2 separate regions of the Homo sapiens genome follow, and region 1 is linked to region 2. A link is a loop called in an ENCODE intact Hi-C map of the cell type or tissue named here. Cell type or tissue: IMR-90. All regions are shown on one strand. Each heading gives the region's core, and the rest is flanking DNA. Links, peaks and the distances in the headings are about the cores only. Region 1 overlaps CCN2-AS1 (CCN2 antisense RNA 1). Region 2 overlaps LINC01013 (long intergenic non-protein coding RNA 1013).

Region 1 (5,393 bases), core at 180-5,179, 240 kb after region 2:
AAAGAGCTGTAACACTCACCGCGAAGGTCTGCAGCTTCACTCCTGAAGCCAGCAAGACCACGAACCCACCACAAGGAAGAAACTCCTAAGACGTCCGAACATCAGAAGGAACAAACTCTGGACACACCATATTTAAGAATTGTAACACTCACCGCGAGGGTCCGCGGCTTCCTTCTTGAAGTCAGTGAGACCAAGAACCCACCAATTCCAGACACAGCAGGACAAGCTGGCAGGAACCGGAAAAGCCATCCTCTAGGTCTATACGTGAAAATGCAATTTGAGGTGCTACGGAAATCCTTTACCACTGCACTATGCAGAGCCGTCGCCACTAGCCACACATTGCTACTGAGCGTTTGAAATGTGTCTAGTGCAACTAAGGAACTAACTTTTAAACTTTATTTAATTTGAATTTATTTAACTTTAAAAAGCAATATTCTGTTCAGTTATTGAAAAAGTTTAATGTATGACTAGAATAATTCAAGTATATGACTCTGTTTTCAGTCATAAATTTTATAAAATCTCTACACAAATCAGATATTTTCAATGGAAATTTAGTGTCCAAGTTGAGATGTGCTTTCAAAGACTAAGTATAAAAAAGTGTAAAATATATCAATTTTATAATGATTATACATTGAAATAACAACATTGTATCGGGCTTAAATAAAATATATCACTTTTACTATGTGGCATTAACATATTATTAATATAGTACTAAATATATTAATAGATTAATTTAATATATTTAAATATAAATATACTAAATATTTGTATATTTTATGTAAAATATATAACTATATAAATGTATAAAGTAATATATTTAAGAATATATTAATGTATCATTGAAACTAATTTTACCTGTTTCTTTTTATTTTTTTAAATGGGACTCCTGAAAAATTTTCAATTATATATATGACTCATGTATTTCTTCTTTTTTTTTTTTTTTTTTAAGACAGAGTTTTGTTCTTGCTGCCCAGACTGGAGTACAACGGTGTGATATCGGCTCACCACAACCTCCACCTCCCGGGTTCAAGCCATTCTCCTGCCTCAGCCTCCTGAGTAGCTGGGATTACAGGTGCCTGCCACCACACCCAGCTAATTTATTTTGTGTTTTTAGTAGAGATGGAGTTTCACCATGTTGGCCAGGCTGGTCTTGAACTCTTGACCTCAGGTGATCTGCCTGTCTTGGCCTCCCCAAGTGCTGGGATTACAGGCATGAGCCACCACGCCCAGCCTGACTCATGCATTCCTATTGAACAGTACTACACTATTACATGTTGGTGTGTATATCCATTTAAATTGTTCAATAAATATAATTTTAATGGTTAAATACTGTACAAACTATTTGATAACCATTTTTTCCACTTCTCAATATGTCAAGAACATCTTGCCATAGCAATAGATAATCATCTACAACCTTGCAAAGACTAAAATGAATGAGAGATCCTTATTTGCCAGCATGAACTTACTGCTGAGCAAATTATTTGTGTTGGACCTCCATTCCTTAATTAGAACACCTCCTAAAATACTGAGGGCAGAGCAGAGAGGTAGCAGGTAGGGGAGCCCTGGACCATGCAATGAGATGTGTTTCCAAGAATCTAAGTACAGACTTGGATGAAAGGAGTATTTAAGAGCTAAACTTTTCATATTACATCTGCCCTAGTTGTAGTAACAATAAGAGACAATCATCTGTCAATAGCTTTTGTGGGCTATTCTGTCATTCAGGCTTATGCTCAAGCAATAATACCATTTTTAGGAGGTGACTATATAGTTGACAAACCATACAGCACCCACAGACTGCCTCTAAGCAACCAATACAAAACAGATTGATGAGACTTGCTGTACTTAAAGTCTTGTAAGAGAACAGGGAGTAATAAAGTCTCAAAATAGATTCTCTAATAAGAAAATTTTTCCTTAAATGTCAACTTTTGAATTTCAGCTCAACTATAGCAAATCTGTACTCCTCATACTTAAAGAATAATTATTCTTAGATGGAAATATACTGTATTTGATATATTGAATATACTGGCACAAAAAGGCTAAATTATTTCACAAGTTTTCAGATCCCAAAGGAATAGTTAATGGCACCAATACTCCTTGCACACTAAAAATTGTCTAGAGACAATATTCATCATCAACACTACTTCTCAGAGATGCAACATGGTTTTGGGAAAAAATTAGAGGTTTCTAGTGTTTCAACAACCTGCATTTAAATCCTGGATTCACATTTACCAGTTGTGTGATCTTAGAATGTAATTTAACCTTCCTAAACCTTTCCCCATCTTAAAAGGAAGCAGTAATAAATGCACTGTATGTCAACGTAAATATCAACATTTAGTATTTCATTCATTGGATCCTTTGAAGCATTTATTTTGTGCTAGGTACATAGTAGCTCATATATAAGTGCTAAGTAAAATTCTTTCTCTTTTCTTTTCCCCTTTATGTTACTTAAACATCTAACCCAGCTACACTGGAGAACACACAGGTAAAAGAGCAGAGATAGGAAGAAAATAAAAATAAAACATGACACCCTGCCATAAAAGACTAATAGGATTATATACAGTTTGGGTTTTTTTCCCCCTCATTTCGCTTGCCCCTAATGATTTTGTTTCAAAAGACATTGCAATGGAAGTCCACTGCAATAGAGTCATTTGCTCTTTCTTTTGTATTACACTGACATCGTGTGGCCATCTGAAGACGTCTCTAGAAATTGACAACTGTCATTCCCAGATTTTTAACCTTCAGCTGCAGAGATGCCATATGAGTAGTTGAATCTCTACATTTAAGAACCAAATGACAAAACAAGTCCCTTTTGGAGGCTTTAAACATATTATATACATAGATAATTCTAAGAATTCAGATTAGCTGAATAATTTGACATATTATTCTGTTATGGTTTAGATAGTTAATAAAATATTTATTTTTTGTTTGTTTTAGGGAGAAAGGTCTCATCCTGCCACCCAGACTGGAGTGCAATAGCATGATCATAGGTCACCACAGCACCAAATTTCTGGGCTTAAGCTATCCTCCTGCCTCAGCCTCTGAACTAGCTAGGACTACAGTCACATACCATCATGCCTGGCTAATTTTTTTTTTTTTTTTTGGTTGAGACAGGGTCTTGCTATGTTGCCCTGGACTGGTCTCAAACTCCTGGCCTCAAGCAATCCTCAAGCCTCAGCCTCCCAAAGTGCTGGGATTATAGATGCGAGCCACTGTTGTCAGTCCATTAGTCTTGATTTACACTTTAGTAATTTTCTTTTGTGATTTGGAGACAAAACTTTACAAACATTTTTGTAGGCCTTTAAAACTTTATATCCATAAGCACTGTATCTGGAGCACCTAATAGATGAAATATTGTTTTATGACAGGGCTTCCCAAGTCATCAGAATCCTTGGCATAGGATTTGTTAAAACAAAGATTGGTGGTCTCCATCCTCAGAGTTTTTGACTCTGTAGGTCTGAGGTGGGATCTGAAAATTTGCATTTCTAACAAATTTCCTGGTGATGCTGATACTCCTGGTCCCAGCACTACATTTGAGAACCACTGGTGTTGTGTTTGCAACTGCTAGGATTCAGAGCAGACCATGAGTGAGGTGAATTCCACTTAGAGGAGCAAGGGTATGTGCAGCTGTATAGAAGATATTTGATTTTTACCTCAAACTGCTTACCATGTGGCAAGAGGTACTGTCCGAAAGACATGGTGGTGCTGCAGTGGGCAGTGGAGTTCCAGTTTTTCTATTAATTTGTAGAAATCCCCTGGGAAGGTCATTGCCTCTCTCTGGGGTTCGGTGCTGCCTGCACAGAGTGAGTTTTGAGGATCAAAAAATTATGAGATAGCAGGGCACTGTATCCATGAGAGTTAATACTTTATCAGTATTAAGTGAGAAATCAAAATAATGTGGAAGCATAATATTCTTTATATGCAGTCTAAACACTAATGCAATGCAAGAGAGCAGGAAAACCTAAGTGAGAAAGAAGTGGTTTGGCACACCATTAGCTAAGGCTAAAAAGGCCCTCAGGACCAGCTACTCTCCCATAGCTTCAGAATACAATTGCTAAAAACCTGGAGTGAACTGAAGACTGTAACCTTATTTTACAAATGAGAGTACCAGCACGGATGAAATTGCAGTTGCAAACTGGCCTCTGAACCTAGCAAGACCCATGTCCAACAGCGACACCTTGTGGCAATGACTTAGATAGCTGCACTGAGGGACAGCTGACTCCAATGCTCTCTGTCTGGGGCTTGGAAGAGGACCAACTCCCTTTATATTGAATAATCCTGAGGAATTCTTCAATAATTTGGGGGAGAAAGTAAGACCTCAAAAGAGAGACACTGGATTCTTGCATAAAGAATAAAATCCAGGCATCTGGATTTTTTTAAATTACACAGAAAAATTGTGACCAGATTTGTATATTAAAAATCAGTAATATGGGTCATGTGTGTAATATAATATTTGTTTCTGCTGTGGGAGAGTCAAGCAGGACTCAGTCTTCTGTATCTAGATCTGTAAAGGGCTCCAATAATGAGAGAAGGAGCAGCTGTCACTGGTCCTACTCTGTTGTTAAATATATCTATGGGTGCTAAGGACTACTTGAATGAATAACCTCAGGTGTTAAGAATTTGCTAGATGGATTTATGTTTCTGAGCTGTAGATAAACTGAACATTCTCCCACTACAAACCTAGAAATTGTGGGTAAAATATAGCCAACATTATTTTAAATGCATTGTTGAGCTCTCAAGAAAAAAGAGGAATTCTACAGGGCCTTCAAATAATAATAAATTTAAAACTATGAGTGCCAAATAACACGGAGGCCACCTTGGAAGGGAGGAGAGTTTCCAGTCCCAGTAACCAAAAGTCTGCAGTTTTAGCACCCATATGAGCACAGAATGTAAAACGCTGAACCCAGCTGATGAAGCTGAAACTACAACCATCACCCCATGACCATCCCCCAATAAAGCCAGAACACTTACTGAACCAAAACTTCATTGAAGGGGTGGGTTAGAAAAAATCCACTCACTAGCACAAGGAGAAACAGTTTGATCTGTTTGGATAGGAAAACAATTTTCCTCACCATTTATATCTGTGAGTCTTCCCATAAAACTCCTTGAGGTTTGAAACAGTACTACCTATATGGTCTGAGAACCCCCAAGCCAGGAGATTAATAGTTAGTCCCAATATACAAATATCTCGGGTATCTGACTGAAGCAAACTGGAAACCTCTTCAGAGGGGCATAGTTCCAAGTCAGGTTGTAGAGGATTTCTACAGATGAAGTCTAAGATGAGTTCGCAATTCAAAATTACAAAACATAATTTAAAATGATCATCCATGAGAGAATGTTGGGATACAAAAGCAAGAATAATAGACCACAACCCACAAGTTAACAGAAAGGAGGAG
Region 2 (5,393 bases), core at 228-5,227:
TATCTTCAGGACTCTGAGGGATTTCTTTCCTGCAGTAAGCTTCCTAGGGGAAAGTTAATGGAGAAATGCTATGTCTCATTGATGCAGTTGGGCTTGAGGCTACATCTGTGATAATTTATTGTCCTCTTCCTCTACACTCTATCCTAGAATCACTTCTCCCACAGCTAGCACCTGGTCTTGGTGGCTTACCTGGTTGGATGACCCAAACCCATATCTCTGATTGTCTAAACATCTGGTCCTCAAGCCCTTATTAGATTGTGGCTACTGTATTTGTCAATTTATCATGAAAACTGGGCAAAGAATTGCCATGAGATAATCAAGTACCAAATATGTTCCTCCCCTGTCCCAGTGTGTCATAACAGCCTTTCTCCTGATGATCAGCTCAATTGCTTCTATCAATATGGTATTCCCCCCTTGCCAACTTGTCCCTTGGCATATGGAGTCTGAAGTGCCCAGGCCAAAATCATAGCTTATGTTTCACTGATAGATATTCCCCATGGTAGGAACGAAGACCACTAAACACATGGAGTTCAGAATTTCAGAAAAAGGAAGCAGAAACTCCCTATGTGTCATTGCTATTTTCTTTTTTTAAAAAATGTTACTTTATTTTAGTTCTGGGATGCATGTGCAGAATGTGCAGGTTTGCTACATAGGTATACATGTGCCATGGTTGTTTGCTGCACCTATCAACCTGTCATCTAGGTTTTAAGCCCTGCATGCTTTAGGTATTTGTCCTAATGCTCTCCCTCCCCTTATGCCCCACCCCCCAACAGGCCCCGGTGTGTGGTGTTCCCTTCCCTGTGTCCATGTGTTCTCATTTTTCAACTCCCATTTATGAGTGAGAACATGCAATGGTTAGTTTTCTGTTCCCGTGTTGGTTTGCTGGGAATAATGGCTTCCGGCTTCATCAATGTCCCTGCAAAGGACATGAGCTCATCGTTTTTTATGGCTTCATAGTATTCCCTGGGGTATATTTGCCACATTTTCTTTATCCAGGCTATCCTTGATAGGCATTTGGGTTGGTTCTAAGTTTTTGCTGTTGTAAATAGTGCTTCAATAAATATATGTGTGCATGTGTATTTATAGTAGAATGATTTATAATCCTTTGGGTATATACCCAGTAATGGGATTGCTGGGTCAAATGGTATTTCTGGTTCTAGATCCTTGAGGAATCACCACACTGTCTTCCACAATGGTTGAACTAATTTACATTCCCACCGACAGTGTAAAAGCATTCCTATTTCTCCACAGCCTTGCCAGCATCTGTTGTTTCCTGACTTTTTAATAATCGCCATTCTAACTGGCGTGAGATGGTATCTCATTGTGGTTCTGCCCCAAAACTCCTTAAGCTGATAAGCAACTTCAGAAAAGTATCAGGATACAAAATCAACATGCAAAAATCACAAGCATTCCTATACACCAACAATAGACAAGCAGAGCCAAATCATGAGTGAATTCCCATTTACAATTGCTACAAAGAGAATAAAATACCTAAGAATACAACTTACAAGAGATGTGAAGGACCTCTTCAAGGACAACAACAAACCACTGCTCAAGGAAGTAAGAGAGGACACAAACAAATGGAAAAAAATTCCATGCTCATGGATAGGAAAAATCAATATTGTGAAGATGGCCATATTGCTATTTTCAACTCTTCATGCCTGCCACCATGTGTAACCAATGGAGCACCACATATCTAAATAATGGAGCACAGTACCATACAATGGTCATGAGACTTGAGTATAGACTGTATCTTGGAATATGATTTCTTATCCTTATATGGTATCATTTTCAAGCTTCTGCCTCACCTATGCCTTCTATGAACTACTTTATTGCTCTTCAATGGCAGCCTCTTTTGGATGGTGTAGTTTTTAATAGGAACAGTCGATCTTATAATCATCCAGCCACTGTTGCACCTCTTTTCCTGTAAAGTGAGTTTCTTTTACAACAAAGGAAACAATCAACAGAATGAAGAGACAACCTATGGAATAGAAGTAAATATTTGTAAACTACATATCTGATAAGGAGTTAATATCAAAAGTATATAAGGGACCCAACTCAACAGCAAGAAAAAAATCTGATTAAAAAATGGGCAAAGAACCTTAGTAGACATTCCTCAAAAGAGAGATACAAATGGTTGACAAGTAATACTCAACATCACTAATTACCAGGGAGATGCAAATTAAAACCACAATGACATATCAGCTCACACCTTTTAGGATGTGTATCAAAAAAAGAGACAAGTATTAGTGAGGATGTGGAGAAAAGCAAATACTTTTACACTGTTTACAGCAATGTACATCAATACAGCCATTATGGAAAACAGAATAGAGGTTGCTCTTAGTCCAGAATTTCTGAACAGTGGCATATTGACATTTTGGGGTGGATTATTTATTGAGGGAGGCTGTCCTGTCCACTACAGGATATTTAGCAGCAACTCTCTAGCCACTAGATGTCAGTAATATCCTCCCGTTTCCGACAATCACAAATGTCTCCAGACATTGCCAAAGGTCTTGGGGGTGGGATATGGGAGATAAGGAATTGCCCATGGTTAAGAACCACTGTGTTAGTGTGAGGCAATGCTATATGAGATCTCCTGTTGATGGACTAAACTCTCTGCAATCCCACGGCTAATGGTGCTGTTTGAGGTTCTTTGACATAAAACACAGACCATACCTGGAATATGTATAAATTCAAAAAGCATTAATTCGAAATGAATTAATGCTTCCATCCTTTGAGGATGGAAGAAGTCCAATGAATTTAACTTGCCACCAGGTTGGCTGGTTGATCTCCTGAAGAGATAGTGCTGTATTGGGGGCTTAGTGTTGGTCTCTGTTGCTACTTCTGGGACATTTGGCAGTGACAGAAGTTATAACAACTTCAGTAAATTGGTGGGGCCCATGCAAAACCTGCATCCCTTACACCATGCTTACTCTGTTCATGTGCTTATTGTCCAAACACTGAAGTCTCTGATGACAGAGTATGGCTGATATTGACTGGCTGACACTTTGTCTACTCCAATTACCTGGTTGTTTAATGTCTCTTCTAGGGTAGGTATATTCTCCCTTAGACATTAGCTGCACTACAAAGATCTTCAGACTTTGTGCCCACTCTCACTAGTTCATTCATATACCATGACTCCAGACTGCTCCTGATCTTCCCATCTTTCAAGACTGAATGCAAAAAAAAAAAAAAAGGAAAACATCTCATCAATATTTTCATGCTGATTACATGTTGAATGACAATATTTAGATATATTGGATCAAAAAATATGCTACTAAAATTTATTTCACCTGTGTTTTTTACTTTTTTATTTTATACTGTTTTGCTTTCTTTTTAAAAAATTTTTATGGGTACATAATAGTTGTACATATTTGTAGGGAACATGTAATATTTTAGTACAAGCAAATAATGTGTAATGATCCAATCAGGGTCATTGGGATATCTATCACCTCAAATATATATCATTTTTTTGTGTAAGGAACATCCCAATTCCACTTGTTTTGTTGTTTTGAAATATACAATAAATTATTAACTATAATTACCCTGTTGTGCAAGTGAACACTAGCTCTTATTCCTTCTATCTAATTGTATGTTTGTACCTATTGCCCATTCCCTTTTTATCTCCTGTTCCCAACTATCCTTTCAAACCTCTAATAATCATTATTCTTATTCTCTATCTCCATGAGCTTTTTTTTCAGCTCCCACATATGAATGAGAACGTGTGATATTTGTCTTTCTGTTTCTGGCTTATCTCATTTAGCATAATGTCCACAAGTTTCATCCATGTTGTTGTAAGTGACAGGATTCCATTCTTTTTTTATTGCTGAATAGTATCCCATTGTATATATGTACCATATTTTATCTATTCATCTGTTGATAGACATTAAGTTGATTCCATATCTTGGCTACTGTGAATAGCCCTGCAATAAACAGGAGAGTGTCGATATCTCTTCCACATACTGATTGCCTTTCTTTTGAATATATACCTAGCAGTGCAATTGCTAGATCATATGATAGTTCTATTTTTAGTTTTTTGAAGAACCTCCATACTGCACTCCATAGTGTCTGTACTAATTTACATCCCCACCATCAGTGTTCAAGGGTTCCCCTTTCTCCACATCCTCACCAGCATCTAGATACACACACATACACAAAATGGAAAGATATTCCATGTTCATGGATTGGAAGAATCAATATTGTTAAAATGTCCACACTACTCAAAGCAATCTACAGATTTAAGGCAATCCTTATTAAAATACCAATGACATTCTTCACAGACACAGAAAAAATAATCTTTACATTTATATGGAACCATAAAAGAAAACCAGAATAGCCAGAGTAGAGAACTCAGAAATAAATCCATGCACTTATAGTCAACTAATTTTTGGCAAAGGTGCCAATAACATACACTGGGGAAAAAGACAGTCTCTTCAATAAATGGTGCTGGGAAAACTGGATATCCATATACAAAAGAATGAAACTAGACCCCTGTTTGTCACTATATACAAAAATCAAATCAAAATAGATTAAAGAATTAAATCTAAGACCTGAAACTATGAAACTACTAGAAGAAAACATTGGGTAAATTCTCCAGGACATTGGTCTGGGCAAGGATTTCTTGAGTAAGTTCTCAAAAGCACAAGCAATCAAAGCAAAAATGGACAAACGAGATCATATTATGCCAAAAAGCTTCTGCACAGCAAAGGAAACAAAGTGGAGAGACAACCTACAGAATGGAAAAAAAAATTTGCAAACTACTCATCTGCAAGTAATTAACAACCAGAATATATAAGGAACTCAACTCAATAGCAGAAAAACTAATAACCTAATTAAAAAATAGTCAAATGATCTGAATAGATATTTCTCAAAAGAAGACATACAAATGCTAGCAGATATATGAAAAAAAGGCTCAACATCACTAATAATCAGAGAAACGCAAATTAAAGCTACAATAAGATACCATCTCACCCTAGTTAAAATAGTTTTTGAGTTTCTTACATATTTTAGATACTCATTCTTTTTGAATATGTGGTTTGAAATTTTTTTCCCAGTCAGTAGCCTAATTTTAGAGCATCTTATCGGGGTCTTCTTCAAAGCAAAAGTTTTTAAAATTTTGATAAAGTCAAATTTATTACTATTTTTTTTTCTTTTTGAATCATACTTTTGGTATCAAGTCTGACAGCTCTCTGCCTAGGCCTAGATTCCTAAGATTTTCTCTTTTCTCTTATGTTTTTTTTCTAAAGCTTTTATAGTTTTACATTTTACAATAAGTCTATTATCCATTTTGACTTACATTTTATATAATGTGTGAAGGTTAGATTGAGGTTTATTTATTTATAATGTTAGTTGTAAATGCTCTTTATCAAGTTGAGGAAGTTTCCCTCTATTCC

What was found. Hi-C counts contacts between places; a loop is a spot of excess contacts. Peaks named below come from ENCODE experiments on the same cell type or tissue, not always from the same donor. Only the 100,000 strongest peaks of a DNase experiment are listed, where the experiment ranks them.
Region 1: a loop joins it to region 2, with 6 times the contacts of the local background. A loop is called at or near these places in 70 of 110 quality-filtered maps.

The regions. Positions count from the first base shown.
Region 1 is chr6:131,922,342-131,927,734 of GRCh38, reverse strand. The region is part of intron 2 of CCN2-AS1 (CCN2 antisense RNA 1); the gene reads right to left. Among named protein-coding and RNA genes, the nearest start is that of CCN2-AS1, 23 kb to the right of the region's middle. In IMR-90, for the core only: CTCF peaks have their summits at 2,676 (motif pointing left) and 4,171 (motif pointing left); a DNase peak (open chromatin) is centred at 2,664.
Region 2 is chr6:132,158,547-132,163,939 of GRCh38, reverse strand. LINC01013 (long intergenic non-protein coding RNA 1013) reads right to left here. Exons shown (of 6, transcript NR_187602.1): 5 at 3,026-3,173. Among named protein-coding and RNA genes, the nearest start is that of LINC01013, 29 kb to the right of the region's middle. In IMR-90, for the core only: a CTCF peak has its summit at 2,447 (motif pointing right); a DNase peak (open chromatin) is centred at 2,489; H3K27ac peaks cover 160 bases.